Linked DNA regions of Homo sapiens: region 2 is linked to region 1. Evidence: chromatin loops called from intact Hi-C (ENCODE). Cell type or tissue: HepG2. All regions are shown on one strand. Links, peaks and the distances in the headings refer to the core of each region. The heading gives the core; the rest is flanking DNA.

Region 1 (16,455 bases), core at 4,160-12,159:
AGGAAAAATGGGAAATCAGTGTCAGATAGTGTTTTAAGAAACAGCTCTCCTGGGACTCACTTTTTAACTAAACAAAATCCTTAAGGCAAAGGACTGAGGCACTAGGCATGGAATTCTAAGTATCAGCCGGTGGGTGTGGGAAGAATTCTGACTCTCAGAAGTCTGTGTTGTGCACACACCTTTAGTGATAAGATTGCTCCACCAGCCATTACAAGTTAGAGAAAAAAAAAAAAAAATCATGACACTAGAAATGTCCAACAACAGGGGACTAAAAAAATATGGCATAGACATATGATTATATACAAATAATGTAGAAATATTTATTGGCAAGAAAAGTTTAAAAAGCATTAAGGGGAAAAAAGCAGATTGCATGCATTATTTTCAGTATGATCTTGTTTCTGTTAAAATTTTTTATATATATCCATGTACATGAAGACATGTAGAAGATATGTACCAAAATATTAATAATGATTACCTCTGAATTGTAGTTATGAATTTTTCCATTTTACTGCCATTTCTAATTTTTTTAAACCAGGGGCTTGTGTTGTTTTCTCTCTTTTTAAATCTTTTTGTTTTCCTCAAATATAGAACACTATACAGGCTACTCTGAATAAAAATGGTATTTTAATTTAACATAAACACAAAAGGCTATCCTCCCTTTTATCTCCTAAAGTAAGGAGAGATTCATGAGCTGCTTAGTAGTTCATCAATCATTCATGTGTCCTATGTTCCAGGTGTAGAGTATGGGAATCTAGGCTAAACAAAGCTGCGCTGCATCCTGTGTTCCTCCATAGAGAAGACTGAGGAAATTTCCACAGCAGCAGGATACCAGGCAGAGTTTCCAATGGCAGTGGGCTACTGCCATTCATTTTATTTCTCCCACCCTGGACACATGTAGAATATCAAGGTAGTCTTTGAGGTAGGACAGTTCTTGTGATCTCTTAGGTCATCTCATTGGGTTCCTGCTGTTGCTGGCCATGGGGCCATCCCTGACACTTTAAAATTAGTTACTGACACAGATTCCTAAAAGCATAGTCTGAGATATAAAAGTTATTTCTGAGAAACAAAGTTGCTTCATTCTGAAGACTACGTTTAGAGGTTGTGCACCAGCAGACAAGAGTTTATGTAACAGTTTGTCTTTGTTCCTCGAGCCATGTGTGACCTTTCTGCTCCTTCCTGCTGACACCATCCCCGACCGAAAAAGACAATCTGCTCAGCTTAATGTCCCTCCTTCCCTCTGGAGCCTTCGTGGAGTGTAGTAACAGCAGCTGCATGACTTGTACATAATGTAAATACTTTATTTACTTTTGTATTTAATTTATGCATCTGTCCAATGTTTGCACAGCTGTTTGATGTCTGTATACTCGGAGATTAGCTTTTGTGGGTTTTGTCGATCTTAAACCCAAAGCATAGAGAAATGGAAGGGTCTCATTATTTGCTTTTCTTTGCCCAGCCTCCAGCATGGTACCATACAGATGAGAACTTAATGAAGAAGGATGCTTCTGAGTAAGATTTAGTCATCTCCTTGAAGATACTTTTCTCCTTTGGAAAAGGAAGAATCAAACTTTCCTGAACTTCTCAGGGAGAACATGGTGGTTGACTTTGTTTCTTCTGTCAAAGGACATCATTATAGTACCAAGGTGACATCGAGGAGGTTTTAACTCTCCCAAAAAGTTGCACCAGAGGATTTGGGGAGGTGTAGGATGTGACAGCCAGCCCAGAAGCAGGGCTAGTAATTATAAAATGGGTGACGATGGAAAAATTGCTCTCTTCTTCGGGGTTACTTGCCCATCAAAGAACAGCAAGGACTGGGCATGTGAAATGCCAATGGTTTGGCTAATCAACACGCCACAGCTTAGCTGGAGTCACTGTACTTGAATGTGGTTTTGTTTTTAATGCTGTGTTCTTGTGGGCATGGAAAGAGTTACAGCCAACTGCCCCAGGTATGGTAACTAGAGGCGGTGGTGGAAATGTAAATGTAAGGACCCTTTGTCTTCTCCCCTCCAGTAGTAAAGGGGACGAAAGAGAGTGGAGAAGGATTGCACTCTTCTGGTGGACTTTCTCCTGTGATGCACAGAAATGCACGGATAACGTTAAAAATATTTTAAATTGTATTTATTTATATATTTTAGAGATGGGGTCTTGCTATGTTGCCCAGGCTGGTCTCAAACTCCTGACCTCAAGTGATCCTCTTGCCTTGGCTTCCGTGGTACCTACCTGTAATCCAAGCTATGATCGCTTGAACCCAGGCATTTGAGATGAGACTGGGCAACACAGTGAGACCCCCATCTCTAAAAAAGTATCGTCTTGTTTTGTGTGACCTGGCCATCAACACATATTTACAAAAAAGAGATATCTCTCTTTTATTATCATAAAGCATAGACTGAATTTTAGATAGGTTTTGAATCTCTCTGTGCCTGAATTTCTCTCAAAATTAATAGTGCCTCATATTTGATAAAGCACTAAGTTTTCTTTTGAAAGGTGCACAGAAAACTCTGCATTGCCTAAATTATAATTTTCTCAACTATTTGACCCAACCTATCACTGTTGTAGTATTCTTTAACAGAGCATTCTGTTACCATGAGTAAGGGAGTTGCTGCTTTTTTTTTTTTTTAAATCAATCAAGAACTACAGATAAGTACTTTTAAAATCAGACCATGACTGGGGAAAGCAGGAGTCAACGAGTCAGTTTGAGTCTGTTATCAGCTCTGCCTGAGACTGGCCTTTTATATCACTCTGAGGAGTAATGCTGTTTGTTTTCAGCATGAAATACATAAGAGAAAAAATTAAGTAGGGAACAGGAGAATAATATTTGGATAGGGTAGTTTTATTATTTTGTCTGACACATTATGTCCCCTAGCCCTCAGTATATCCAGGGATCATCTATGCTTAAAGTTAAATACAAGATAACTTCCCAAGCCAAGTACAAGTGATTTTAAAAAATAATAAAATGCCTTATAGGATTACCTACTACAGTTCTTAAGTTGCCCAGGAAACATCACATCACTGCATGCAGTGTCAGAGACATCGGTAAATCCTCCGCCAACAAGTATTTTGAATATAGCAGAAAAACACAGATGTTTTAGACCTTCTGAGATGCATTAAGTTCTGGAAACTGGAAGCCATAAAAGACAAAATCGTGGGAGGGGAATTGCTGGGAGCACCCTGGGAAAGCAGCCACCCTGGAGTTGAGTGACCTCTCTTTGATCTCTAGCTTTCCCAAGTCACTTTCCCATGCATTTCCTCAACACTGGTTTCAGTTCTTTAGATCTAATAAAAGCCTTTGGGGTTGGGAGCATCACTGAGTAGAGTGCTGATTCAGGCCAAGCTTGGAGGGAGGAGTGGAGCATTCAATGTGTTTACAGTAAAGTGTGTGTGTGTGTGTGTGTGTGTGTGTGTGTGTGCGCGCTTATGAGTAATAGCAACTTCTCACCACTGTCACAGCCACCAATGGGAGATTTAGCTTCCTCCAAGTCACCTCAATTAAACATACGCTCTAAATAAAGCAGCATGCTTGCTGGAGACAGAGCTTCAAAAAGTCCCCTAGATCTCTTTCTCCTTCCAAACATTTTGCTGCCCTGAAGCATGTCATATATAGAAATGTTATAGTTGCCTCTTTGTTCATTCATTCTTTCAAGGATCTCCACATTATATTGTTTGATAAGAAGTGGAATTAATACTTTACACAAATGCTTGCATTTCCGTGCTATTCCTTTCACTTCCTGATCATAGTGCACTCTGACTATAAAATGGATTACGTGTTGTTCCTCCTAATGCTTCAGTATATAGAGCCTCCCATGGTAGGTGATATACTTGGGTGACTCTACAGGTTGCTTCGCGACTTCCAAAAGTTTTTTCTGATAATTTTGGAAGTGCTGCATGATTTAGAAATGCTGATTCACTTCAGTCTTTAGACACATTGAAAAAATATATTATTTCTTCCTCATTTTCAAAATATTACACAAAGAAGTTTGGAAAGTAATAATAATCACTGTTCACTTGCAAAATTCCTTTCTTCTAAAACATTTTTATAATAATTAAGTCATTCTATCTTTATGATACCCAACTAAAGAGGACAGCGGGCAAGCCCATTTTACAGATGGGAAAACAGATGTTAATTGCCTTGTCCAAGACTACATAGTGAGATAAGATAAAAAATGAAAGGGAAACTTGTCCTCCTAAAATTTATGTTCTTTCTCACCATGGTGATTATTTCAGTTTGGATTGAGAAGCCAATTCATATAATTTGGCTTTTTCTGTGCCTTTAATTTCTACATATTAAAACCTAATTGCAAGGTTAGACTGTGATTTTGTCCTACGGGCACTAAATTCCTCATGTAATATGTACCTTTCTCTGCTGAATCTTGATATTTTCTTAGATTTTCAGTATAGTTTGTCTTGATTTGACTTGCAGTGCACTGCAAATGATATAATTTTATTGTGGAATATATGAGGCTGGAGGGCTGGGGAGAGGTCAGAGCTGAAAGTACAGGAAATTTAAATTACATAATGTTACACTTTGCAATTGTTTCCACTTGTACTAAGTATAAAGATAGATCCATGGCAATACACAACAGCAGGTAAGAAGTGTGTATAAAGACTTTGCACCCTGATAGTACCATTTATGTATTCATTTGGCATAAACATACCCATTTGTGAATAAACAAAGTCCAGGCCCTCATGGTGCTTACATTTTAGGAACAGAGTCCAATAATAAATATTGATTACACAACATAATCATGTAGTGATAAGTGCTATGAGAAAAAAAAGAAGCAGAGTAAGGGGACAGAGAAGGCAGAACTATTTTATATAGTAGTAGGAAGGTTAATTTAAAAGCCAGGAAGGTGGAGTCTTCCTGGCAGGTCTGAGAAACCTCAGGAGGGAGGTGGGTGTGGCTGAGGCAGAGTGAATGGCAAAAGGTAAAAAACTGAACTGGTGAGTCAGGGCTGAAAGGACTTGAAAGGCTGGGAAAGGACTTTGGATTTTATTGCAGTGTGATTAGAAGCACAGGGCCCTGGAGTGTTTTGGGCAAGAACAAGGACATTATCTTACCAATGCTTTACAATAAATTCTCTGGTGGCTGTGTAGAGGCTAGACCGTGGAGGGGAAAAAGTGGAAGCAGGGTGATGGTTCGTCTGTCCCAGTCACCCAGGAGAAAGATCACGGGGAGGGCAGACATGGGTGTTCGTGGTTAAGAGAGAAGGATGCGATTGGCTTCCGTACCATTTGAAGGTAGGCTAAAATGAACGTGGTGATTGAAAGGAAGAGATATTTTTTGTCCTGTGATGAGGCAGACTTGGAGGAATCAGTTTTGGGTTTTGTTTACAATATGGAAATCAAAAGTTCTGTTTGAGACACATTAAGTGGGAGATATTCAAATGGAGATGCCTGGAGGCAGCAGGATATAAGAGGGTGGAGTGCTGGGGAGGGGCCAGGGTTAAAAGTAGAGGCTACTTAAAGCCTTGCTGGAGGATGCTGCCTAGGGTGGCAGTGTAGAAAGAGAACAGGAGGGGCCCACGGTCAGAGCCCTGGGGCAGGCAGCAGATAGAATCACAGAGGAGGCCAAGGACCCCATTCAAAAGTGGACATGTCAATAGGTGGAGTTGGTGTTAAGGTTTAAAGACTGAAAAAAAAAATTTCATAGGAGAATAACACAAAGTTCTGAATTACTATGATAGAGGTTCATGATGAAAATGTGATAGGGAAAGGAGAGAAGATGGAAAGTTTATCATTTCAATGAATGCATCAGGGATTAATAACATCTCAGTGAACAGCAGTACTGGTGTTCCTTAAAATGTTGCCCATGGTAGTGGGCATGGATTCCATGTTTACAGGGGCTGTTTCACGAGCGTCAATATTAGCAAGGAGTATGCTACAGACAGACAACACATCTTTTTTTGACATCTCTTTTTAATAGGGACACAATATGCAGCTGGCGCTTTGGCCAGGAAAGAATAAATAAGCAAGACAATGTCAATTGTCGCTTTGGGAAAATTCTGTGTTAAAATTCTCTATGAAACCTGGCCTACTTTCAGCAACTTTTCTCAATACAGCTGTTGAGCATTCTCAATTTGGGGATGCAAATAAGCTTCTTCTCTCTCCCTTGCTCAATTCCCAGGCCATCTTTCAAACTCAAGGTTAGGTACGTATTGCAGTCCTCTGTGTGGCTGCCCTCGTCACTGGCCCTACTTGTCTGCACCGTGACGCTGCTTCAGCGTCTAGAGGGGACTGCAATGCAACAGATCTGAGATGCCAGGAGTGAACCCAGATGCTACCTCCTGGCAGACAGCAGTGCCAAGACTGAGAAAGGAGGCCAGCCTGAGGTCTCCAATAGCTTCGGCAAGAGGGGGAATTTGTTTTTTCCCCTCCCCTCCTACCCCTCACCTTGTACATATTGAATCAAACCATACATAAGCTACACATTCAGTTATTTAACATTGGACAGACTTTTTCTTGTATAAGGAATGTTGCAATTTTTTGTGATTTATGTATTTAATCATTAAGGGTGTTATTAGGACAGAGGTAATTGATTACAAACATCTGAAACGCCAAGGGCAGATGGCTGCAGAGTTACCCAGCAATCACAACTTCCAGTTCATATGCAGGTTTGGCAATAATAACTAGGACACAGGACATTTGGACAGTGTGGCCCAAGGAGAGGGAGTGCTGGCTCAGAATGAGGTTAAGGAGCATCACCAGCACCCTTGAACTTGCTCAAACACCTCTAATCTTTGGAAAACACACATGGCATCCCTTTGTTCTCTTCTATAAACTAGATATACTACATATAAGGAGAGAAAGTTACCAAAATGTTTAGAGGCTCTAAAGTAAAATATCTGTGTCATCCAATGTATGCATAATCCTAGCTCTTTTATATATTATGTACCTCCACCACTTAACCATAAACCATTTAACATCCATTCAGCTGCTGTGGCTGACTTTCAGGGTGCGGTGGTGAAACTGTGGGATGTGAAGGATTTCTGAAAAGAATGCATATTGTCATCGAGTAGCCAAGAGACTGGGGCCTTGGGCAAAACTTGCTTCTCATAGTGACTTGGTTTTCTGTCCCACACGACTTCCTCTTGCTATCACAGGATGTTTGTGTTTAATGCTCAACAAACCCCTAGAACAACAAAAGCTACCTAATCCATACCTGTCCCTCTCTGGCAGAGATGGCTCTCTGTGGCCCAAAGATGAACCCCAGGGAATTGCTGCAGTTTGGTGAAAGAAGAGTTTTAAACTATGGCCTTATTATGCTGAAGTCGAAGGTCTCTAGTTTTTGTTCTTTACCTTGCTGTTTCTGTAGCACTTAGGAGGTATCCATGAAGACCCTTATGAATCTCAGGTGCACCTGACTATTTCCAGCAGAGGGCTGCCATGCATTTATTTCAAGTTGGCTTCTTTCAAATTTTCCCATCCTAGTTTGTGCTTCTAGGCAAATCTTCTCATTCCATCCCTTCCCTAGTACTTGTTCTTTAAAGCAACTTTGATTACACTGAAGCTGGAAGAGTGGGATTATTGTGCATGTTCACTCTCTAATTTCTCTCCAGGATGTGGTGAAATCCTGCTTCACGTATGCCCTTGACATTCTGCTAATCGCGGTCAAGGCCACGTTTTATATTCAGTGACTCCCACTGAAATGACTAAATGCTGAGTGGACCCAAATTACTGCAGTGACATTAGATGATGCAGTATTTGGCATCGGTAGACTTGAGAATAAGAGTGAATTCTGTAGGTTAATCACCCCCAACATTTATTTAGATACCAAACTGAGTCAGAAGTGAAAGGTACACGCTTGAAAGAAAAAAATGAAAATAGAACGCGGTAGAATGTCAAGATATCTTTCCTGTATTCTGTGACACAGATGGTCGTTGCAGGTGGAAGTGCTGCACCGCCTTTGGGGGCTGAACAAAAGGAACAGGGGAAGCACCAAGGGCAGTGCCATCCACAGGCAGGGGGTTCCCAGGGAGCTCCTTCCCTTGTCTCCAAAACCTCTTTTCAGTCTAGCCACGCACCTTCAGTTTGGCCACTCTTTCACCCTTTCTTGTCCTTTCTCTCCCCTGCCATGCCACTTTCAATTTTCTGGTCCATAACTCTGAATGAAGAAGCCAACTGAAGGAACTTTTAGGCCCCCGGATTCCAAATAATAACCGGGGCGCGTCCATTCTAGACCCAAATGTGCAAGGGATGGAGAGGCGAGGATCTTCCTGACTTGAGGCAAAGCCCCCTCTCCTCCGCGGCGCGGTGACAGTGTTCTGGGGGTCAGCTGGGAGTAGAGAGGAGCCACTGCCGTAGTCTCGGAGGATGCCTCTTCCCGGTGCTACTGCTGCTGCTGCGGCGGCGGCCGGTTTTTTATTTTTGCACCGCAGCACAATGCCGGGGCCGAGGCAACAGCCTACGTCGGGACCTCTCAGGCAGCGTCTCTACCCACTTCGCGTTCCCTGTCCCCCAGTCCCCTAGGGGCACCCGCCGAACGCCCCTCGGCGCCCCACCGCAGCGCACGTGCGCTCCCGGGACAACAGCAGGCGAGGCTTCGGCGCGCCCCCGCCCCCTCGGCCGCGCGCGCGCTCCGCCCGCCGCCCGCCCTCCTCGCGCGTGCTCGTGCCCGCGGCCGCGGCGGCGCGCCTCTTCTCCCCGCTGCGGGCGTCGCGGGTGCAGGAGGAGGCGGAGCGGAGGAGGCGGAGGCTGGGCGGGCGGCGGGCTCCGGCGGGGGCACGCGCCGGCCAGCTGGGCGGGGGCGCTGCGGGGGCGGCCCGAAGGCGTCAGGGTGAGAGGCTCTGGAGCCCGAGGACCCGCGTCCCCGGGGGCCGACTCCGCCGCGGGAGGGCGAGCGCGGTGCGTGCCGGAGGTGGGGACTTGGAGGCCGCGGCCCGGCGCCCCCGCCCCCGAGCCTGACGGGGCGCGAGGCGGGATGAGGCGCTGGCGCGGGGGACGCCCGGCCGAGCCCCCGCGGCTGCCCTCGGCGGCCAGGCGCTAGGCTCGGCGGCGCGGGCGGCGCTCGGCGGCGGCGGCGGCGGGCGGAGGGCGTCGGGCCCGGCCCGCGGAGGGCAGACACGGAGCGGCCAGCGGGGCGCAGGGACGCCGCGGCGGCGCGGCGGGGCCGCGGGGCTCGGTAAGGCGGGCGCGCGGGAGGGCCGGGGGCGCCGGTGACGTGGGCAGGCCCCGCGGGGAAGGCTGCGGGGGGCCTCTCTTTCCTTCTTAAAATATTCTTTTTAGAGTGAGGGTTCCGGATCGCATGCTCCCGGAGGAGCCTCTCGGTTGTCCCCCCGCCCCCGGCCCCATCTCCCCGGCCTCCCGGGGCGGACGGCGCTGCGGGCCCACCGCCTCCCGCGCCCGCGCCCCGCGCTCCCCGCGGCCTCCGCGAGCCGGGCGTTCGGACGGCGTTCTGGCCTGCCGCAGCGCTCTCCGCCCCGGGCCCAAGGCGGGCGGCAGCCGCGACTCCTGGGAGCGGCCGAGTGGGGGCTCCAGGGACACCGGCGCTCCCGGAGGAGCCGCGGGAGCGTTTCCCTCCGCTGCCCGCGGGCGACATCGCGGGTCCCGCCCCCAGGTGTGCGTGGGCCCCGCGGGGCCAGAGGTCTCTGCTCCCTTAGGCTCCCGTGGAGTTCCCCCCTCGTCTTTCCGATTGACTGAAGTTGCCGCTGCATGTTGGACGACGGTGGTGCATTAGTGCCTTTTTTCCCCCTCGCTTCCTCGCCACCCCTGTACCTTGGTTTCCCGTTTTTTGACTTTATCAAATATTTATGTTAAAGATTTTCTTAAGCAGTACACAAGAAACGGTAGGGAGAGAAAATCAGACTTGGTTTCTTAGCTTTAGTCTACCTTGGACCTTTTGTAGCTTCACCTTCTGTTTGTGAAACTTGAAGATGGAAGGAAGGAGGAGACCCAAGCAGAATGCTTGGGATGCAGTTTAATAGTCATCTTTTAGGAAATAGAATTTGGATAATTATAATTTTGATCTGAATGCAGAGTTACAATCTGTCTTTAAAATGCTTGGGGCACTGCGTGATGCTACATGGCTAGCTGGCAGCTGGGCCATAGCATTGTTGTCAGCATCTCTTTTATTTTCTATTCTTTCAGAGTTTTATTTGGCACAGATTTAGACCTTTTAAGTCAGTCTGAATGGGGATAACTTTTCTGATACATTGGTTGCTTTTGTAAACATTGTCTATGTTTGTATTTCTATTGGAAGAAGAAAAAGCAAATGGTGCTGGAGTGCGGTGGCTCTTAAGAGTCTCCACAGTTTGCTAGTTTGAATCAGTGACTGGATTTGTTGTAATATTTTTGAGTATTTATGGTTGTGACTCAATATATCCTTCCTTATTGGATACATTGAAGTCTAACTGAGAATCGATATTTGTTCCTTGGACTTGAGTGTGAAGGAAAGAGAAGCTTTAATTACTACTACAACATGACCTCAAAGTTTTTCAAGTACTCAATGTTGTGTTTTCTTTTTAATGGGGCTGTTTGTGAAGATGAGGCATTAGGATGTTGTGATTTCCATTTTCAGGAATGTCTGGAGTCTGAGTCATTCTTGGAATTGGATATATGGTGATGCTTCATAGAGCAGGTGTCTCTATGGAAATGTCAGGTTGGAATTGTGTTTAAGCCAGTTATCTTCGTACCGTGGTCCCTATAGCAGTCCGTGTATAAAGCAGCACTTTGGACAGAGACTTGTCTGGACACAGCTAAGGTGGAAGCCCAGTTTACTGTATGATCGTTCACATTGAGGTGGGTGACAGGGTGAAGTAGTGGGGGAGAAAAACATAAGTGGGACAGAGAGGAAATGTTAGTTGGAAGAACCTTCTCCAGTTATGTAACTGTTTTGTTTTCTAGGGAGAGACTAAGAACCAGCAAGACAGGCTCAACTGTCTTCTTTAGAGCCTTTGATGTTGGTTTGAATTCCAGTAGTTATGTTCCTTCTGTGTTCATTTCCTAACCTCCGTATCATTTTCCAGTCACCAAAAGCTTTTCTGAAGTTGGCCTGCGACACTAATGGCAATACATTCATCTCTACTTTCTCTCTCTCTCGGTGCTATATAAACGATGTTTTTATTGTTGCTTGTTCTCTCTTGACTTATTCAAGTGTTTTCCTTCCCAAGCTGACCTGAGTATATTATCTGCACACTGTATGTTGATCGTAGACGCATGTAATAAATGTTAAGGACTAGGCATCTGTTTTCTTCATAAGGCTGTGGTAGCAGAAGAATGAAACAAAAAGGAACTTAACATAGTTGAACTTTTAAAGAGTAAGACTAATATTCTTGAGAATTTTTCGGATTTAACCCATGATTGTGAAGTCCAATGTCCATGGAAGTAGTCAGGAGGCAGCAAGGACTTGAAGTTAGGTTGTGGTTGCAGTTCTGCCCCATAGTAGCTGTGTGACAGCGTACCTTCCTTGGACAAGTTATTTACATTTCTGAGCTTGTTTGCATTTTATAAAATAGGGATCAGAAGGCTTGCATTGTTTTTCTTACAGAGCTGTGAAGGATCAGATGATAGAAAGGATATGAAAATGCTCTGCAGAACTGTTTTTAAATATGTAAAGTATTGTCATTACGTATAAACTTAGTTACTAACCTATGTTACCTGGTAAATTGGCCTAGCAAACTCTTTTAAATGTTGTAACAGAAATTTAAAAAACATGCATATAAAGGCTGGGCAGGGTGGCTTACACCTCTAATCAAATGCTTTGGCAGGCAGAGGTGGGAGGATCCCTTGAGGCCAGGAGTTTGAGACCAGTCTGGGCAGCATAGAGAGGCCCAGTCTTTACAGAAAATCAAATAAAAACCATTAGCTGAGTGTAGTGGCACACACCTGTAGTCCTGGCTACTCGGGAGGTTGAGATGGAAGGATCACTTGAGCCCAGGAATTAGGGGTTACAGTGAGCTATCATTGTGCCACTGCCCTTGAGCCTGGTCAACAGAGTGAGATCCTGTCTCAAAACAACAACAACAACAACAAAAACAGATAAGGAATGAGAACGTGTTAGATTTCTTCTAGTTCCAAAATTCTGTGCTCTGTCTTATTTAGAAAATCCACCGGTAGTACTTGCAATTTTGAACTCTCTGGAATTTTCAATTACTTGGAGACAGATCAAATTTATTGAGACTGTGAGCTACTGCTGCTGCTGCTTTTTAAAATTTAATAGAGTCAGGGTCATGCTATGTTGCACAGGCTGGCCTCCAAATTCTGGGCTGAAGCGATCTTCCTGCGTTGCCCTCCTGAGCAGCTGGGACTACTGGCCTGTGCCAAGGCTGGACAAGACTTTGAACTTCTTTAAAGTATCAGTTCACAATACCAAAGGAGGTTACAAGTTAATGATTTGTAAGAACTGTTTAGTAAAAAATATTTTAAATTTGTCTGCATTATTTAGGGAAGGGATGGGCAAACTGTAGCCTGCAGGCCATATCTGGCCCATGGCTAAGAATGATTTTTATATTTTTAAATGGTTGAAAACAATCCAAAGAAGGATAAAATTTCATGTCATGAGAATGATATAAAACGCAAATGTCAGTGTCCTTCAGTAAAGTTTTGTAGGAACACAGTCGTTCATTCTTGGGTCTGTGGCTACTTTGGCAGTGCAGCAGCAGAGTGGAGTACTTTCATAGCTCGGCCTGCAGAGCCTCAAGTATTTATTATCTGGTTCTTTAAAAGAAAAGTTTTCCAACCCCCGATTTAGGACTTAACTTTTTTTTTTACTTTAATTAGCATATGTGCTATTTCCTATCATAGCCATTATAAGGTTAAGAATCCTGGAAAGGTACTAATTTTTGTTTTGGAGCCAGATAGACTTGAGTTCACATACCAGCTATGATATTTATAAACATTGATCCTGGACAAACTAATTAATGTCGTGGGACCTCAGAGATTTCCTTTGTGACCAGGGAATATCAGTAGTATCTACCTTGGAAGGTTGTAGTGAGGATTAAATGAAATGGTACATATTAAGGCTTAACACAATCTCTGACATACAGTAAGCACTCAGTAAGTGATAGATGATGATGATTAGAAACTCTAACCTGAAAGTATGCCTAAAATATTTTATATTACCATCACCTCCAGATTATAGAGTTATTTTCCTGAGTGTTATGCTGTTTGCTATAGAATTTTCTCCTTTGCTGAAACTTAGTTAACAGCTGATAAGCGGAATAACTTGAGAAATTTCCTGTATGCTGTAGTGTATTTTTATTAATCACTTGCTGACTTCAGATCATTAAGAATGGGTGGAAAGATACTTCTGTTTTTTATAGATCCTGATTCTTGATAATTTCCCGATAATGTTCTTAAGTTTATAAATTGGATTTAAATACCACTTCTATTTTGGTACTGGTACTGGCTTTTTTTTTTTTTTAGAAAGATGAATGAGAAAAGTCGGTTTTGATTAGGCCAGGGTTGGATAATTTTCCCCATATGTATATGTACTCTAAAGTCTTCCTTATGATTTGCATTAACATCTTTATGGCATGCTTCTCAGAGTTGAAATAATAAAAGCTAATTTTTTTTTTCTAAATAGATCTAGTTTACTATCCAGAGACTTTTATATTACACTGCTTTTTGAAGTATTTGATTTAAATTATCTTACAGTTGAGAAATTTGGTGTGCCTCTCAACTTCAAATGCTGGTTTATTAACATTAATCTCAAACTAAGAGTGAGCAAATAAAAAAGGCCATTGTTCTGAGTTAAACAAAATAGAATTGGGGTCATTGTGGCTCTTGCAGTTCTACAAACTGTACAGTTTCTTGGCCTTAGCTGATGCTTCAGTGAAGTGAGATGATCCAGAGGAGACAGGGGAGGGCACTGATGTTCCCACGCTGTCCTCGGTGGAACAGTGAGATGGAGGCAGAAGGGCTCTTCCACAAAACCAGGGAACAGCACCTGGAAAGGTGTTCTGATTATAGCACCTCAAAAAAAGTAGACCTAAAGAAGATGAGATGCGACAGAGTTTTCTCTTGAGGTTAAAAAACAAACCAAACCAGACGTTTCCTATCTGGAGAGATGAAGCTTGAGCAGGAATATTCCCCAAGGTAGTAAAGTGTAAGGATTTTATAAAGTAGATATTTTCAGTTTTACTGGACAAGGGAGGGCTAGTCTTGTATTTAAAGGAGATTGTTGTAGGACAAGTAAGAGGAAGTGAGAAATGGGTGTTTGGTTTAATTTCTCATGAGAAAAACATGAATCTGAATGTTCAGAATAGAAGTAAAATTCTGGCTTTCAAAACACAGTTGTTTTTTTTTTTTTGCTTCCGGCTATGTATCTATTTACTATTTTATTTTATATCCTGGATTATAATATACATAATATTGGAGGCTGTGGAGATGGAAAGCATTGAGAGGAAAAGCATGTGTGAACCATTCATTATGGAAATGTTATGTCCAATTTGTCTCTGTTTGAAAAGATAAGCATCATACTCTAGGAGAGAATCTTCTAGAAAATTCTATCAGTTTGCCCTAAAAATAGTAAAATCCTTATTTGGATTTCAGCCTTGTGATGTGAAGCAAGCCATTTGACTCCACTGCTTTTATTCCCTGTGTGTAGCATGGAAACAGTAATTCCTGTTCCTCCTTTCATTGGAGAAATATAGGTGGTTGAAGGACTCTTAAGATGAGTAGCATCTTCAGTAGCTGTGCAGAATATATCATGTGAAGTTCAGTAATTACCCAGGATATCAAACACAGACCAAAAAAGTGAAGCAACTTTTAACAGGAAAATGAGTTTTGAACCTGGAGTCAAGAGGACCTGGATGTTTGTCTTGGCTCTGTTGTAAACAGCTTGTGACTTTGGACAAGTAATTTCTGTCTCCAAAGGTCCAGTTTCCATTGACCTACCTAAGGAGAATCTGACAGACCTTCCTTCTTGTTTTATATTCAGTGGCCCTCCAGATTAAGTAGGAATAGCAATCCTGACACAGTAGGATAAGGGAAACCACATCTCTTTGTATCTGTGAACTGACAAGTATCCACTGAGTACATCTGTGTGTCTCCTGCCATGCTTCAAGCAGTGGAAGATAGATAGGTAAGAAGGTGTCATTGAGTCTTTGCCCTCAGGAGGTGTTCATTTCATGGGGAGACAAACTATTTTATGAAAAGGAATATTATAAGTAAGCAAGGAGATAGTGGAATGATCTGGCAGTTTGAGGACTTGTGATGTACTATTGGAGAGGATACTTTGTAGCCTTGTGACCTTGAACATGTAAAATGGGCTTTGTAGACTCCCTCCAACTCTGAAATTTGGTCATTCTGTCTTTGATGGAGAAGCAGCAGCTCTGAATCAACCTGTTGGTAGACAACCCAAGTAAGAACTGCTCAATTAAAGCCAGATTTTTACACACATTCTGCGTAATTGATTTAGTAGATGGAAGGAAAGGTTTACTTTAATTTACTAGAAATGCAATCAACGGATAACCCTTCTGAAAAATAAAGCGTGCGAGAAGTGACAAGAGACCAAAGTGAGCTTGTTCCTGAGGCAGTACATTTGTGCCTGGATCTCATTTCTTCTTGCCTACAGGTCTTCTATTCTAGCAGTTTTCTTTCCTAAGATATCATTCTCTCTTTACTGAATCCTCTTTCAGTTAGCATCCATGCCTTTTGTTACTTGCAGCAGTGATAGCTAGTTGTCTACCCAATGCCATTCTCTGTGGCTTCCTTTTAGTATATAGGATCCTCAGGGTTTATCTGGGCACATGTTGGCCCAGCTAGAAACTGCATTTCCTAGCTTCTCTTTTATAGTTGGATGTGGACTAAATTCTGGCTAAATGGATGTGGACATAAGTGGTATGTGTGATTTCTGGGTTGTAGCCTTAGAAAGGAAGCTAATCGTTTTCTATTTTCTCTTTATCCCCTTTTGCAGATGAGAGTGTAGGATGTTAATGCACTGATGGGGCATATTATTCAACCTGCAAAGGTGAGGGCAATACCTTAGCGGGGGATGGATGAATAAGATGGATTTTTAGATGATCTTGTGGAGCAGAACTGCCTCCTAGCCTTGTACTTCTCATTTATCTTTGGGTGGTTAGGTGAGAGAGGAATAAAGTTTTATCTCTTGAGCTACTGATGCCTTAAATGAATAAATCACACCTTTTAAACCACCTTTACCTTGGGATCCCCTTCATTTACATTTATTGTCCTTTTTTTGTTTCCTTTTGCAGCAGAAATTTCAAGAGTTGTTTATATTTGCTGTACCTTCTTCTTCACCAGTGATTCTTTAGCCTGATCATTTGAGCTCATCATATGAATTACTCTTCCTGCCAGTGACTTCTTCCTCTCTCTCCCCCAAGTCTTTACCATTTCAGTAAGTGGCATCATCAGCCACCACTTGTGCAGGCCAGAACCCCTGGAGTCATCCTTATCCTTGATTTCTTTTTTTAATTGCACTCCAATGAAATTGTTTTTAATCAAGACTGCAGTGACCTGGATCTTGCCAAAGCTAGTGGTCAGTTCAATGTTTGTATCTTATTT
Region 2 (16,455 bases), core at 4,926-12,925, 77 kb after region 1:
TTCCCACCTCATCCTCCCAAAGTGCTGGGATTACAGGTGTGAGCCACCACACCTGGCCAATTTTAGTACTTTACATTTAGGAATGATATTTCTTTCACTTGAATTATTTGTCATTGCAGAAAGTAAAAGCATATTTTTGGGGCTTAATTTTTATGCATTTTTCTTTCTTATGTAAATGCCTGATCATTAAACACAATCAACTGTGGAAGTTTTCAAATGTAGATTCTGGAATCAGTCTCTGGAAATCCAGGAGGTCTGTGTGAGGGCAGGGGAACCTGTATTTTCTTTAAGTTACACAAGTGGGTGGGTGATGCCTGGTCAAGTTTAGGAGCCAGTCATAGCATGTTTATGCATTTCTCTTCTAACCTTCTGAGGAACTCCTGACTTTCGGCTTGCATAGAAGGCACTGAAAAGAGTAGGGAATGAATAACTGTTCTATTGTGTTAGATGCCCAGCGTTTTTGATGGAAGCAATTTTATTCTGCAGAAAAACTTGAAAGATCTGACTGGCTCTAAAGGAATATATAGTAAATATTGATATTGGTTCAAAAACATTTTTATACAATTGTTTTTGCTATAATTGTGATACATTTCTGAGAAATCTTGTGGTTGTAACCATCATATACTAGAAATTAAAGGTCTGGGAAAAATGGAGTTGCACAAATCACTCAAAATCTATACAGCATTATATCCAGATCACTAATAAAAGCAATAGCAGTCTAGTAAAACAGTTAGTTAAAAACAGTTAGTTAAAAAACATGTCAGAGTCCTAATAAGTAAAGAAATATTACAGTAAATATAGGATTTTATCTTTAAAGGTGGTGGTTGCTGATGGAAAGGGATGCATTGAAGGTTTGAGGCTGATAGACTGCCGAAGATTAGGACAAAGTACACAAAAAATGAGGAAGTGCTATGCAAAAAGCCCTACCAGGACATAGTAAGTGACCAAATTGAAGTAGCAACAGAGTGGCATGAATGAGCGCCATGAACAGTGCAGCAGTCCCGTGCAGTTCACTGCATTGGCTTGTGTCAGTGAACTTCGTGTTAAGCTGGACATACACGGCCAAAAAGTGTGGGAAAAATAGTTATATATAATCTGAGTTATATTAACATCATACCCCATTTACTAAGCTTATATGAACTAATTCACTTTATGCAAAGGAGTTATAGCAGAAAAGATCATACTTGGTTAGTGATCATTTCGGGAAATAGTTGAGTGGTTAATTGCATAATCTCTGAAGTCAGACTCAAAGCTCCACCAGTACGTCCTTGTGCAGATCGCTTAATGTCTCATTGTCTGTTTTGTGTTTTTGGAAGTATTTGAGAGTGGTATTTTTGCAAGTATTGTGGGAAAGCAGAAAGGAGAATGCTTTGGACTGGGTAATAATTTGAAAATTTCTCAGAGGAGGAGACATTTAAAATGTTTGTTCAAAGATAAACTAAAAGGCAACTACCACTTGTAAATTGTGTGACCTTGGGCATGCTTCAGTTTTCTCAGCTGTAATACAGGGACAGTGTTGTTTATTTTATCACATCACTAGGTTCTTCTGGTTATCAGAATTAAAGTGAAATACAGTGTGAAAATTTCCCATACAGTTGTAAGGTAGAAGAAACAAATATGAATTTCTAGAGTTTAGTTTCCTAGCTGACTTCAGAATAGACTGTTTTCAAGGTTTCTTCTCCCTTTGGAAATAGTCAAATGTATGAAATCCCGGTAAATGCTAATAGTAGTTTAAAGTGTTTGTCTTCTGACATGAATGCTTCTCTGGCTTCTCATTCTTTTCAGCAGTCGTAGCCATTGACTTAATTCTTCTTTATTGTCATAGACATCTGCATCAGCTGTTAGGCAAATGTTCCTAATTTCAGAGATGGTAGCCTCACAAAATTGTGAATAACAGCATAAGAATTACCCCCACATTGATTCACAACCAGAGTTCGTGCACTTGAGCATTCTGTCACCTTGGTGTTATTTCAAGAATATTTTGAGGAAGCATATTGGTACCCTTACTGATATCCCCCGACATTCTGGTTATGATTTATGTCGATTTCATCTGTGAAGTTTTAGAGTTACATACAAAACTTTTCAGCTTTTAAGTGGTATCCTTCGTGTTCTAAGTTTATTATATTTGATAAAACATTCATACACTGAATTGATTTTATGATCTTCAGTTTTGTGCTTTTAAGAGTTAGAGAAGAAAAATCTTTACTTTCTTTGCCATCATGTATTACATTTTTCAGAACTTTTTACAATTTTTTTTTTTTTGCAAAATTTGTAAACCAGGAATAGAACCAGTGTTTCAGTTTTGAGAAAAATGATGGCTTTGCCTAGTGGGTGTTTTCCGTTTGCAGTCTTCCAAGCCATTTCTGACATAAGAATTCAGCTCCTGTCAAGGCATGTGCAGTAAAGGTACCCTTCCAGGTGCCTAGACAAATCCTTAGTGCTGTCTATTTGTATTTAGAATCCTACTTTTTTTTATATTTACTTTTTTTTATATATCTTACTTTTTTTTTGTATTTAGAATCCTACTTTTTTTCTTCTTTGTCCGTCTTCTTGTTATTGCCCTTAGCTGACCAGAGACTCCGTGCCATCCAGCCCCTTTCCTCTCTTGCCTCTCTCTAACTTCTTTTGTGCTGCAGATTTCAACTAAATTAAGTTCTAATTAAAATAATTTTCACCTTAAGGTTTGAATGCTCAACCAGCTTGACACTTTCAAAGATAATTTGCTTTTAAAATTGTTTATCAAAATAAATCTCTAAATAGGTTATGAGTCATTGTTATTAATGAGATTGTGTGTATCCTCGAACTGTTTTGGGGCAGAGAAAAAATGTTGAGAATCTCTCTTCTAAAGCCATGCTTTTGAAGAAACAGTCTTAAGAGTTTTTCCTTGGAAAACAATGCTGTTTAAATTACCATTCTTTCTTGTGGCATACTCATATCTTGGAATGTGTTACAACTGTTTTTGTTATTAAGCTCTTGAATGTTAGACTATATAGTTATTGAAGGATTATAGTGAATTCAATTCTGAATACTTTCTGTTCTTTGGAAAGTTTAGAACTCTAAAGTTTCTATTTTAGATGGAAAATTTCCACTCTTTTTTGTCACTTGTTTTCTTTGCAGTATGTCAAATTGCTTTGAAAATAGTAAACTGCGATATTAGTTTAAGGTGGTATTTTTATTATGCTGGTATGTATTTTGTAATTTATGTTCCACTGCATTCCAGCCTGGGCAACAAGAGCAAGACTCTGTCTCAAAAAAAAAAAAAAGAAAAGAAAATGACAGAATGGATGGTCATCCACTGTCCGGTTGTTTGAAGGTGGCCAAACAAGCAATGCATGATTAATTGTCTTTTCCATTTGTTTACTTAAGAACTCCTCCTTAATTTGTGGATATATTTGATCCTTTCAGAATCTCTTATTGTCTTAACTGTTGTTTGATCTGAAGGTTCTGGTACACTGGCCAAATAGTATGTTTTCTTGTTGGGTAGTCGGTGGGAGGAGATCTAGTTCTCCTTGACAAAACTACATTACTTGGAACTAACATGCTGGACGCCCAGGCTCAGCAAGGTTTATTAATGTCTGTTTCTCTGCATTAATATCATCTCATGAATCTGTGTTTTCTGAGGTGTGCAGCCTGTTACAGTTAAATCTTTTCTTGATCTCTAGAGTTGGAGAATGAAGTTTAATAGACTAGAATGGGATGTTCCTGCATTTTATGAAACTGATGAATTCATTCTAAGATAAGTTGTTTCCTCTTTCCTGACCAAATAGGAGTGCTTGTAATGTTTCTGTCCTCTACTTTAAGGATATTTCGAAGTTCACATAGCTTTTATATTATTCTTTTAAAACGGTAGGAATGAATCAGAGTGGCAAACATACTAGGTGGAATCTTAGTAATAGTCATAGATTGTTCAGTTGTGTGCAGGTAATGCCCTTCTTCTTAGTGGATTGTGTGGGAGGACGTAGAAATGTTGTAGATGGTGGGAGAGGACAAAAGAGCCCATTTTGGTTACAAGAGAAACATTCAAAACCTCTAAATGTGCCATGCCTTGGATAGCTGCCCCATGTATACATTCTTAATATGTTGCAAGAACAGATTATTTCTGGCCCATTGGTTGTTTTTTTCTTTGTACTTTCTATTATTTTATCATTTTTGTTATTCTTTTGATTAATATTTATTTTAGAAGGCTTGTAGAAATGGCAGAAAACATCAGGGTAAGCCATTCAGTAAAGCTAGAGTGAAGAGGCAACCTACAGAATGGGAGAAAATTTTTTGCAACCTATCCATCTGACAAAGGGCTACTAACATCCAGAATCTACAAAGAAATTAAACAAATTTATATAAAAAAAAACCCATAAAAAAGTGGCCAAAGGATATGAACAGACACTTTTCAAAAGAAGACATTTATGCAGCCAACAAACATATGAAAAAAAGCTTATCATCACTGTTCATTAGAGAAATGCAAATCAAAACCACAGTGAGATACCATCTCATGCTAGTTAGAATGGCGATCATTAAAAAGTCAGGAAACAACAGATGCTGGAGAGGATGTGGAGAAATAGGAACGTTTTTACACTGTTGGTGGGAGTATAATTTAGTTCAACCATTGTGGAAGACAGTGTGACGATTCCTCAAGGATCTAGAACCAGAAATGCCATTTGACTCAACGATCCCATTATTGGGTATATACCCAAAGGATTATAAATCACACGCACACGTATGTTTATTGCAACACTGTTCACAATAGCAAAGACTTGGAACCATCCCAAATGCCCATCAATGATAGACTGGATAAAGAAAATGTGGCACATATACACCATGGAATACTATGCAGCCATAAAAAAGAATGAGTTCATGTCCTTTGCAGGGACATGGATGATGCTGGAAACCATCATTCTCAGCAAACTAGCACAGGAACAGAAAACCAAACACTACATGTTCTCACTCATAAGTGGGAGTTGTGCGGTGAGAACACATGGACACAGAGAGGGGAACATCACACACCGGGGCCTGTTGGGGGGTGAGGGGCTATGGGAGGGATAGCATTAGGAGATATACCTAATGTAGATGATGGGTTGGTGGGTGCAGCAAACCACCATGGCACATGTATACCTATGTAACAAACCTACACGTTCTGCACATGTACCCCAGAACTTAAAGTATATTCATAAAAAAAAAAAAGAATGGCTTACAGGAAATATAAGAGCTAGAGGAACCCATAGAACAACACTACTGAGACATAATCAGCAAGATAAAGACTGTCAGAGAATATACCGAACCTGTTTTCTTCAACCATATATGATAATAAAAAATGGAGGAAGGGGAAACTTTAAAGAGACTTAAGAGACTTATTTACCAAAATATCATGTGTGGACTTTCTGATTCAAATGAATGAGCTATTTAAAAAAAGAAAAAATCAATGGCTGGGTGTGGCAGCCCTCGTCTGTAATCCTAGCAGATTAGGAGACCCAGGCAAGGAGGATCCCTTGAGACCAGGAGTTTGAGACCAGCCGGGACAACATAGCAAGACTTTATGTCTACAAAATATTTAAAAACTAGCCAGGCATGGTGGCACATTCCTGTAGTCCTAGCTACTTGGTAGGCTGAGGCAGAAGGATCCCTTAAGCCCACGAGGTTGATGCTGCAGTGAGTTATGACCGTGTTGCTGCACTCCAGCCTGGGTGACAGAGTGAGACCATGTTTCAGTAAATAAATTAATTAAAAAGAAGGTTCAAGGCAGTTGGAAAAGTTTACCTTGAGTGGATATTTGTGGTAATTGAGTGATTAGTGGATTCCTAAGGTAAGATAATATTTTTATTTAAAAATACTATATTTTAGAGATACATGCTGAATTATTTACGAATGAAATGATATGATATCTAGGATTTGCTTACATATAATCCAGTCAGATGGGGGTGGGGAGTAGAGATGAGATTTGCCCTTGTTAATTGTTAAAGCTGAGTAATAGATACCTATTGGTTCATTATTCTATTATATATACTTTTGTATATGGTTGAAATTTCCCATAATAAAAAAGTTAAAATATTTAAATTAAATGATATTTGAGTACATACTAAGTGTTTAGGAGTGTGGTAATTGCTTTGAAGGATAGCATCATAGTATCTAGCATATATATTGAAAAACTAAAGTAGTAAGTTAAATAAATGAGAATTTTGTTTCCTTTTCCAGAAGAGTTAAACATTTTAGTAGATCCAAACCTAGATTCACCAAGTACTTTTCTTTTATTGTTATATTATACCTTCCATTTTTTGAACATCTATATAGGACTTTATCCTGTTTCATGTAATTACTTCAACAATATGACTGGGTATGATTATTCTGTTCAGAAGAGGAAATTGATCTTCAGAGATTTTTGGTGACTTGTGCAAGTTCACATAGGTAATAAGTGGCACAGAAGGAATTTGAATTGTCTGAGCCCAAATTTCTTAAATTTAAAAATCCAGCATTATTTCTAAATGGAAACCATGGATACTCAAGGATAATACTGTTGTTTCCAATTGCTGTGTATCTTGTAACTTGAATAGTACCTGTAATAGTGAAAAAGTAACTTAATGAATTGTATATCAGTAAGCAAAGTCAGAACAGTGATGTAACTTGAAAATTCTCAGTTGACACTTAAAAACAGCCTTATTATTTTTCAAGTAATGTTTGAGGCATCAGAAAATGTACTTTGTATTCATTGTTCATTTTGAAAATATAACATAAAAAGCCCCAGAGATGATAATATTGATATCTGGTTCTAGCAAAATCAGAAGAAGTAGACAGATATTAAATTCCTAATTTATGCATCATTCAAATTTAAACATAAATCTGTGTATCTTTTAAAGAGCTGCATATATTAAACTTCTTTTTACTTCCCTGTTATATTTTATTCTTCAAATGATTAACTTTATTTTTGCAGTGGATAAAACTTAGCAGAACAAATTTCAATAAGAAAGGATAATGGGAAAAATGCTTCTCTGTTTCCAGAAATAAATGAGCAGGCAGGAACTTAAATTCTCCTTCCTAGGAAAATAAAATTGAAGAATTACTGATACCAGAATAGTAGTACACTTACTTTAAATCAAAATAAGATACCCCAAATTAAAGTTTAAAAGTACAGCATTTAGCTTCTGTTACTTGAGGATAAGATGTTTGTGATTTGAGAAAAATGCCTGTAATTTTGTAAGTAGTTGAATGGTCTCTAGTACTTTAAGTAAACTAGTCATTGTTGATTCTCATTTTTACTCTTACAACCCTCTCTGAGAAATAGCAGAGGAGCAGTCAGAATAAGATAAGTAGCAAGTTGCTAAAATTACTTCAGTCTCAAACCAACTTCAAAGCAGAGTGAACTATACAGGTAAGGATACCAGTAAGTAAACGGCAGATTGAAAACATTGGATTTATTTCTATTTCTTCAACTAGTTTCGTGGGAGAAACTCTACTGAATGTGTGCAATACCTTGAGCTTTTCAAGCATGAAAACTTAGTACAACTTTTTTTTCTTTTCTTTTTGCATAGCCTTACCCCTATTGATTTCATCCTAGTCTCTTCCTGACCTCTCCCCAGACTTGTCACTGAGGGCGAGTCTACTTAGACCATTTGCTTTCTCCCCTGATTATGCATTCAATTTATATTTAGAGTTTTTATTTGCAGTATCATTAACATTAGGAGGAAGTCCAGTTACAGCGGTGAGCAGGAATATGGTTATATATGTATAGTTTTTATATGTATACAATTTATATGTATGATAAGACCACAATTTTCTAAGGTCCTAAAATGTGTAATATAGCTGATGCCTTCTGTATCTCATGGACTATAGCATATTCAATCAAATTTTTAACTCAGGAAATATTACTTCCTTTAATTCAATCTTATATATATTTTATTTTTATAAATTATGTAATTATATATTTTATATAGTATAAATATATATTATACATACATATGTATATATGTACTTTTATATGTATAATTTATATATGTATAAAATTATATATAATTATGTATGCAATTATATATATATGCAATTTTTTTAGATGGGGGTCTCACTCTGTCGACTGGGCTGGTGTGTAGTGGCACAATCACAGCTCACCACAGCCTAGAACTCCTGGGCTCAAGCCTCTCACCTCAGCCTCCCGAGTAGCTGAGATTACAGGCGTGCACCACCATGCCCAGCTAATTTTTCTTTTTTCTTTCTTTTTTTTTTTTTTTTTGTAGAGACAAGACTTTGTTCAACCTGGTCTTAAACTCCTGGCCTTAAGGGATCCTCCTGCCTCAGCCTCTCAAAGTGCTGGGATTGCAGGGTAAACCACCACACCTGGCTCAACATTATGTTTAAGAATTCTCAACCTTCATTATTTTTACAAGATCTTTTACTAAATCAGTCCCTAATTTTCAACACTATACTTTTACCTTAATTAACTGTAGCCTGTTTTCTTCTTTCAGTCCTATAGATTCCTTTTCAGATAGAGATACTTTTTTAATATCCAGTGTTCATTTAAAAAGATGACTGATTCTGATATGTTTTATTCATGTGTTACTTTACTGGTGTTTTTTGTTATTGTTTACTACTTGCACATGTTGAATAAGTTGCTAGAAAAATTATCACTTGCCTCAGATTTTATTTAGCCAATATATGTAATAGTTTTGATTTACTTTATCTGTAGATTGAAGGCAAAAACGGGTCGTCACTTAGACTGATAAGATGGTTGCTTAGCCAGTGAGAGGGATTTCCTAAGATCACTAGATTCGAATGTATCTGATAAAGCAAGTGTTTTTGTTATTTGTTGAGTCTGCCAGTGGAATTCTGAAGTTGATACAACTTGCTTGTTCCGTGTGCCCATAGCTAGGTAGGTGTATGAATTGTTCTCTCTAGCCTCTGACTACTTGAATTTCATCCTTGCGCAGGGGCGGTGCTAATCTCTGTATTGTTCCAATTTTAGTATATGTACTGCTGAAGCAAGCACTGCTTTGATTTCATTCAGTAGAATCTGCTACGCTGGTAGCGTGTTTTTCTTTTCTTTTCTTTTTTTTATTTTCCCCCCCTTGCACAAGAGCACTTTGAGCTCTTTAGTGTTAGAACAAAGTATTTCTGAGTTGGCTTTTGTGACCTTTTTGAGAAAGGAAGCAATGAGACAAAGTGATGTGGCGTGTGAATTCAACAGTAAATATTGGGTTGGTGCAATCCTTGTACTTGTAGATATTGTGGTTATTGTATCTTTTTATTAATGTGGTTTAAATACCATTGATTTTGGTTCTTCATAGGTTAGGATGGGAAACATTTAGAAGGGAAATTGACTTAATTCCTGATATATAAATTTATTTCATGATTCTGAGATCTTGATATGAAAAGAATCTGTTTAAGTTTTCTTATTTATATCGCATACATGATTTTACTTCTTGTCTTTGCTTTTTTTCATATTCTATTTTTGATTTATCTTGGTCAGTATAAGAATATTGCCTTCTTTATGCACATTGCCTTCATTTATTTTTGAACTTATATTTCCTATTCCTGGGACCTAGATTTTTCAGTCGTTCAATCCTATGTATTTATTCAGTAAACATTTTCATTGACTTCTGTGGTATACAGGGTAGAAAAACAGCATCCACCTACTCAAGAGAAGAAACTGTAGAGTGGATCTTTTAACTCATGCTGTTAACTTCTTTAAAACTAAAAAGTTAAACAGTGAATACATCTTTATGTTAGAAAGTTAAAAATATGTAAATAAGTTTAAGGAAGTAAAAATCATCTGCATTATCTTTGTTATTTAGTTTTCCAAACTTTCTTCTTTGCATGTGTGTATTAAAAATACTATTTTTATTACCAGTATATATATGTGTGTATATGTATATGTATATGTACTTGTATATATATATGTATATGTGTGTATATATACACACACATATATATATAAATAAATAGAGACACAGACAGACAGACAGACAGACAGAGACAGGCTCTTGCTCTGTTGCCCAGGCTGGAGTGCAGTGGCATGATTGTAGCTCACTGTAGCCTCGAACTCCTGTGCTCAAGCGATCCTCCCACTTCAGCTTCCTGAGTAGCTGGGTCTACAGATGTGCATCACAATGCTTGGCTAATTTTTAAAGTTTTTTTATAGAGATGGAGTCTTGCTCTGTTGCTCTGGTTGGTTTTCAACTCCTGGCCTCAAGGGATCTTCCTGCCTTGGCCTCCCAAAGTACTGGAATTACAGGTGTGAGCCACTGCACCTGGCTGTGTTTTTGTTTTTTTTGTTTTCATGTAACCACTACATGTAAATGTTGTATTTTAGTGGCTGTTTACTTTTACTAGAAAAATCATCACTGGCCTCAGATTTTATTTAACAATTATATACAGTAGTTTTGATTTATCCGTAGATATAAATAGTAGAATCACACTCTGTAGGGTTTTCTGATTATTTTTTTGGTTACTGATATCAGGCTCTAGAACAGTGGTTAAAAATTGTCTGGAGGGGATCTAGTTAGGTATACCGTTATAGTATTTTTCTACAATATTTACATGAGATGATGATTATAGAATGTATAATAATGAAAAGTTAGTGATCCAGTGAAACCATAGGCTGAGATTATGTATTTGTTGAAAGCAGTTTTCTACATCGATAAACATTACATACTTTTCAAACTTGAATACCAGAAAGTATACTTATAATCTTTGCTTATTACAGTGAAAGATACAGGACTCAAAAACAGAAGACCATGTCAGTTGAATTTTGAGAGTTCTTATTCATACGGTTATGAAATTTCCACTTAATATCCCTTATTAACACTGGAAATGACATGTTGAATTGTCTTATGATCTGATTTTATATGTTCTTTGTAATCCTTGTATTAATGTGATGAAGGAAGAATATGGGTTTCTGTTGTAGTTGTTAATTTTCCATACTTCACATTCATGGAAATAATTCAGATAATTAGAAAATAACTTACTGGCTTAATAGGGACTTTTTTCTTATTTTTTAGATTAGCACTCTCTTTTAAATAATAATAAAAATTACAGAGTGATTATATTTTTTAAAAGCCAGAGATTTACAGATTAAGATTTTTTTTCAATTTTTCTATAATCACAGTAATGAAAACATTTTATGGTTCAGGGATGATAATGATGACAATGGCTATAATTTATTGAGGACTTTGTACTGTATACTACTATAGTTTCATTATATGCATTGTTTCTATTTTATACATTAACATCATAAAGGTATTATTTTTTCTATTTTAGAGATTACGAAACTGAGACTCAATTTAAGTTGCTTGTTGTATTAGTCCATTTTCATGCTGCTGATAAAGACATACCCGAGACTGGGTAATTTATAAAGAAAAAGAGGTTTAATGGACTCACAGTTCTATGTGGCTCGGGAGGCCTCACAATCTTGGTGGAAGATGAAAGGCATGTCTTATGTGGGAGCAGACAAGAGAAAGAATGAGAACCAAGTGAAAGTGGTTTCCCCTTGTAAAACCATCAGATCTTTTGAGACTTACTTACTACCATGAGAAAAGTATGGGGGAACCACCCCCATGATTCAGTTATCACCCACTGGGTCCCTCCCACAACGTGTGGGAACTATGGGAGTTACAATACAAGATGAGATTTGGGTGGGGACACAGCCAAACCATATCATTCTGTCCCTGGCCCCTCCCACATCTTGTATCCTTACATTTCAAACCAGTCATGTCCCCCAATGTCTTAACTCATTTCATCATTAACTCAAAAGTCCACAGTCCAGAGTCTCATTTGAGATGAGGCAAGTCCCTTCTGCCTATGAACCTGTAAAATCAAAAGAAGGTTAGTTACCTCCTAGATACAATGGGGGGTACAGGCATTGGGTAAATACAGCTGTTCCAAATGGGAAAAATTGGCCAAACCAAAGGGGCTACAGGGCCCATGTAAGTCCAAAATCCAGTGGGGCAGTCAAATCTTAAAGCTCCAAAATGATCTCCTTTGACACCATGTCTCACACCCAGGTCACACTGATGCAAGAGGTCGGTTCCCATGGTCTTGGGCAGCTCTGCCCCTTTAGCTTTGCAGGGTACAACCTCCCTCCTGGCTGCTTTCACAGGCTGGCATTGAGTGTCTGCAGCTTTTCCAGGCTCACAGTGCAAGCAGTTGGTGGATCTGCCATTCTGGGGTCTGGAGGACGGTGGTCCTCTTCTCACAGCTCCACTAGGCAGTGCCCAGTGGGGGCTCTGTGTGGGGGCTTCAACCCCACATTTTCCTTCTGCACTGCCCTGGCAGAGGTTTTCAGGAGGGCCCCGCCCCTGCAGCAGATTTCTGCCTGGACATCTAGGTGTTTTCATACATCCTCTGAAATCTAGGTAGAGGTTCCCAAACCTCAGTTCTTAACTTTTGTGCACCTGCAGGCTCAACACCTTGTGGAAGCTGGCAAGGATTGGGGCTTGCACCCTCTGAAGCCATGGCCCAAACTGTATCTTGGCCCCTTTTAGCCATAGCTGGAGCAGCTGGGGCACAGGGCACCAAGTCCCTAGGCTGCACACAGCAGGGGGCCCTGGGCCTGGCCCATGAAACCATTTTTCTTCCTAGGCCTCTGGGCCTGTGATGGGAAGGACTGCCACAAAGATCTCTGACATGACCTGGAGACATTTTCCCCATTGTCTTGGTGATTAACATTAGGCTCCTTGTTACTTTACAAATTTCTGCAGCTGATTTGACTTTCTCCTTGGAAAATGGGTTTTTCTTTTCTGTTGCATGGTCAGGCTGCAAATTTTCTGAACTTTTATTCTCTGTTTCCCTTATAAAACTGAATGCTTTTTAACAGCAACCCAGTCACATCTTGAATGCTTTGCTACTTAGAAATTTCTTCTGCCAGATACCCTAAATCATCTCCCTCAAGTTCAAAGTTCCACAAATCTCTAGGGCAGGGGCAAAATGCCACCAGTCTCTTTGCTAAAACATAGCAAGGGTCACCTTTACTCTGGTTCCCAACAAGTTCCTCATCTCCATCTGAGACCACTTCAGCCTGGATTTCATTGTCCATGTCATTATCAGCATTTTGGTCAAAGCCATTCAACAAGTCTCTAGGAAGTTCCAAACTTTCCCACATTTTTCTTTCTTCTTCTGAGTCCTCCAAACTGTTTCAGCCTCTGCTTGTTAACCAGTTCCAAAGTTGCTTCCACATTTTCGGGTATCTTTGCAGCAGTGCCCCACACTACTGGTACCAGTTTACTGTATTAGTCTGTTTTCACACTGCTGATAAAGACATACATGAAACTGGGTAATCTATAAAGGAAAGAGGTTTAATTGACTCACAGTTCCACATGCATGGGGAGGCCTCAAAATCACGGCAGAAGATGAAGGAAGACCAAAGGGACATCTTACATGGCAGCCAGCAAAGAGAGAATAAGAGCCAAGCGACAGGGGTGCCCCTTATAAAACCATCAGATCTCGTGAGACTTATTCACTAGCATGAGAACAGTTTAAGAGAAACCACCCCCATGATTCAGTTGTCTCCTACCAGGTCCTTCCCACCACACATGGGAATTATGGGAGCTACAATTCAAGATGAAATTTGGGTGGGGACACAGCCAAACCTTATCACTTGTCTAAGACCACACTATTTGTAAATGACATAGTTGATATTTGAGTCTGAGCTTGTTTGACTTCAAAATACAGTACCTCCATTTCTATTTTTTCTGGTTTTATAAGAACAGCTTTTTGAAAGTGATTTTTATTCATATATCCTTGCAATGGTGATGATGTATTTTAAGATAGCCATTTTAACTTTTTTATAGAAATATCATTTAGCTTCTATGAACAGTTGAAAGTTAGATCTCCCTTTGAATACATGTGTTTAGTGAAGCAAAATCTGCTCTAACATGAAATTGTCAGTTTTCTATTCAAGTAGACCTTTTCTGTTATGTTTAAAGTTACCTGTAGAGAATCATATTAAATTAACTGGATTCTTTATTTTTGATATTTTCATGAAATAAAGTTGCCATAGTATGCATAAGAATTGTTTCCTCTTTAGATACCATTGTGAATTAAACCAAATGTCAATGTATATATAATGATCCAGAATACATCAGTGTTCCATAATAAAGAAGGAAAGAGTTGTTTTTTCAAAGTTAATTATTTCAGTGGAGGAAACGCCTACAAAAATGATTGTTATAAAAAAATCTAAATTTTGAATGAATGTATAGATAGTATAAAAATGAATAATGATGAATGACATTTTTACATTATATATATTGTGCTCCATACATTTGGAGGAAAATCTTCAGTCATTGGAAATATTTTAGAAGGATTCTTGCTTAATTTTTCTTTCTGATACAATTATATGATACATACATATATATTACACAGAGCACACATTATTCACATTTAGAATACAAAATTTTCTGAGAAATTTTATATTTATATTTATATTCATATTCATGAAGCAGTCTGTGGACAAAGCTTGGTGCCCAATTAAGGAGACATTTATTGACCCCTTGGCTATGTGCCATGCACTGTATTGAACAGTTTTGAAAAAAACAATTATTATGATGGGAGAACAGGAACAACGATGTCAGAGCATCAAGATCTTGGTTCTACTGCTTTGCTATTGTTTTGCTGTGTGATATCCTGTCCATACCCCTCCCCTGATAGTGAACCCAAATGTATACTGCATTCAGCCATGTAGATAACGGGTATTGGATATAGAATTAGATGTAGGTCAGCATTTCAGCAGTATCATGGCCCATCCCCCAAAAAGGAGAAAATAAAAAACTGTGAGATCAGAGACGTCTAGGCTAATAAGTGGAATGTGGACCAAAATGCAAACCATATAGTCTTCCCACAGAAGTAACATTTCATATGGTGTGGTTAGGTTTGGATTTTTGAAAAGTATTTTTATTTTTTTTTGAGATGGAGTCTTGCTCTGTCACCCAGGCTGAAGTGCAGTGGCGCGCTCTTGGCTCATTGCAACCTCTCCCTCCCAGGCTGAAGCTATTCTCCTGCCTCAGCCTACCAAGTAGCTGGGATTACATGCATGCATCACCAAGCCAGGTTAATTTTTATATTTTTAGTAGAGACGGGTTTTCACCGTGTTGGACAGGCTGGTCTCGAACTCCAGACCTCAGGTGATCTCCCTGCCTTGGCCTCTCAAGTGCTAGGATTACAGGCATCAGCTACTGATCCTGGCCTGAAAAGTATTTTTAATGCAAGTTTATGAACTGGATAATCCTGGAGAAATTATGATGCTAAGTCTCAGTTTCTTCACCTGTAATATGATGGCTCCTGCCTCATGAGGTGGTTGGGAGAATTATATAATTCGTTATGTTTGGGCCTTAATCCAATGCTTGGCATATAGAGTCAGTGCTCAGCATATGCAGTCATCAGTTGGTATCCATGGGGAAATCGTTTCCAGGACACCCTGTGGATACCAACATCTGTAGATACTCAAGTCACTTATATAAAATGTTGTAGTATTTACGTATTACCTATGCACATCTTCTCATACTTTAAATCATCTCTAGATCACTTATAATAACTATCAATGTAAATGTTATGTAAATAGTTGGCATACAGTATTGTTTAGGGAATAATGACAAGAAGAAGCCTGTACATGTTCAATACAGATAGGACCATCCCTCTTTTTTCCCTGAGTATTTTTGATTCAACCAAGAGGTTGAATTCATGGATGCAGAACCCATGCATACGGAACCTGTGGGCCAACTCTGTTGCTGTGATTATTACTACTTACCACTGCTACTAGGAAAGTCAGCACTTTTAACAATGTTTCTCTTCGAAAAAATTCATTCTGACTTGCAGTGTTTAAATTGTTGCTGTAAGAATGCTTCTCTCTTTGCTGCTGTGGGATTAGCTATTTCCCTTCCCCTCAGGTTCCCTACCTCTTGGAGGTAGAAGATGAGAACCAGCTAGTTCGAAATTACTGCTGGTGACTCCTGTGGTTTCAGTCAAAGACTTCAGCTCCATAAAAGCTTGTTGGGAAAGTGAAGGCTGATCAGGGTTTAAACAAATCAGGAAGAAAAGGAGTTAAAACCACCTTGTGGTCTTCAGCAGTATCTAGTCTCTCTCACACACTGGTAGCCAGAGTGATGGACTCGGCTGTGTTCCATCCCTGCCCCCGCTGTTAACCATCACCTGTTGATTCCGCTGGATTTTCATTTACTACTGGAGAAGGGAACAGAAAACAGAAACACATGTAGGTTTTGAATTTAAAAACTTTTTTTCCTTTTTTTTTGAGACGGAGGTTCGCTCTTGTCTTCCAGGCTGGAGCGCAATGGCGTGATCTCGGCTCACAGCAACCTCCAGCCGAGGCGGGTGGATCACTTGAGGTCAGGAGTTTGTGACCACCCTGGCCAACATGGTGAAACCTCTTCTCTACTAAAAATAAAAAATTAGGCGGGTGTGGTGGCGGGTGCCTGTAATCCCAGCTACTCGGGAAGCTGAGGCAGGAAAAACATTTTTAAAAAACTTGTG

Evidence for each region. A loop is a pair of places that touch in the nucleus more often than their neighbours do. Peaks named below come from ENCODE experiments on the same cell type or tissue, not always from the same donor. Only the 100,000 strongest peaks of a DNase experiment are listed, where the experiment ranks them.
Region 2: it touches region 1 in a loop (2.9-fold over the local background); 3 of 110 quality-filtered maps call a loop at or near these places.

What each region holds. Positions count from the first base shown.
Region 1 is chr11:129,271,803-129,288,257 of GRCh38, reverse strand. It overlaps LOC399975 (a long non-coding RNA gene), which reads left to right and starts at 5,094. Exons shown (of 2, transcript NR_145484.1): 1 at 5,094-5,232. LOC124902791 (a long non-coding RNA gene) reads left to right here. Exons shown (of 2, transcript XR_007062950.1): 2 at 1,454-3,298. It also overlaps a transcript of ARHGAP32 not described here. RefSeq lists an enhancer at 4,726-5,227. In HepG2, for the core only: a CTCF peak has its summit at 8,827; DNase peaks (open chromatin) are centred at 4,937, 7,597, 8,737 and 10,637; H3K4me3 peaks cover 3,908 bases.
Region 2 is chr11:129,195,476-129,211,930 of GRCh38, reverse strand. It overlaps a transcript of ARHGAP32 not described here and the pseudogene RNU6-874P. Among named protein-coding and RNA genes, the nearest start is that of ARHGAP32, 11 kb to the right of the region's middle. In HepG2, for the core only: no CTCF peak of the experiment used is centred there; a DNase peak (open chromatin) is centred at 9,080; H3K4me3 peaks cover 963 bases.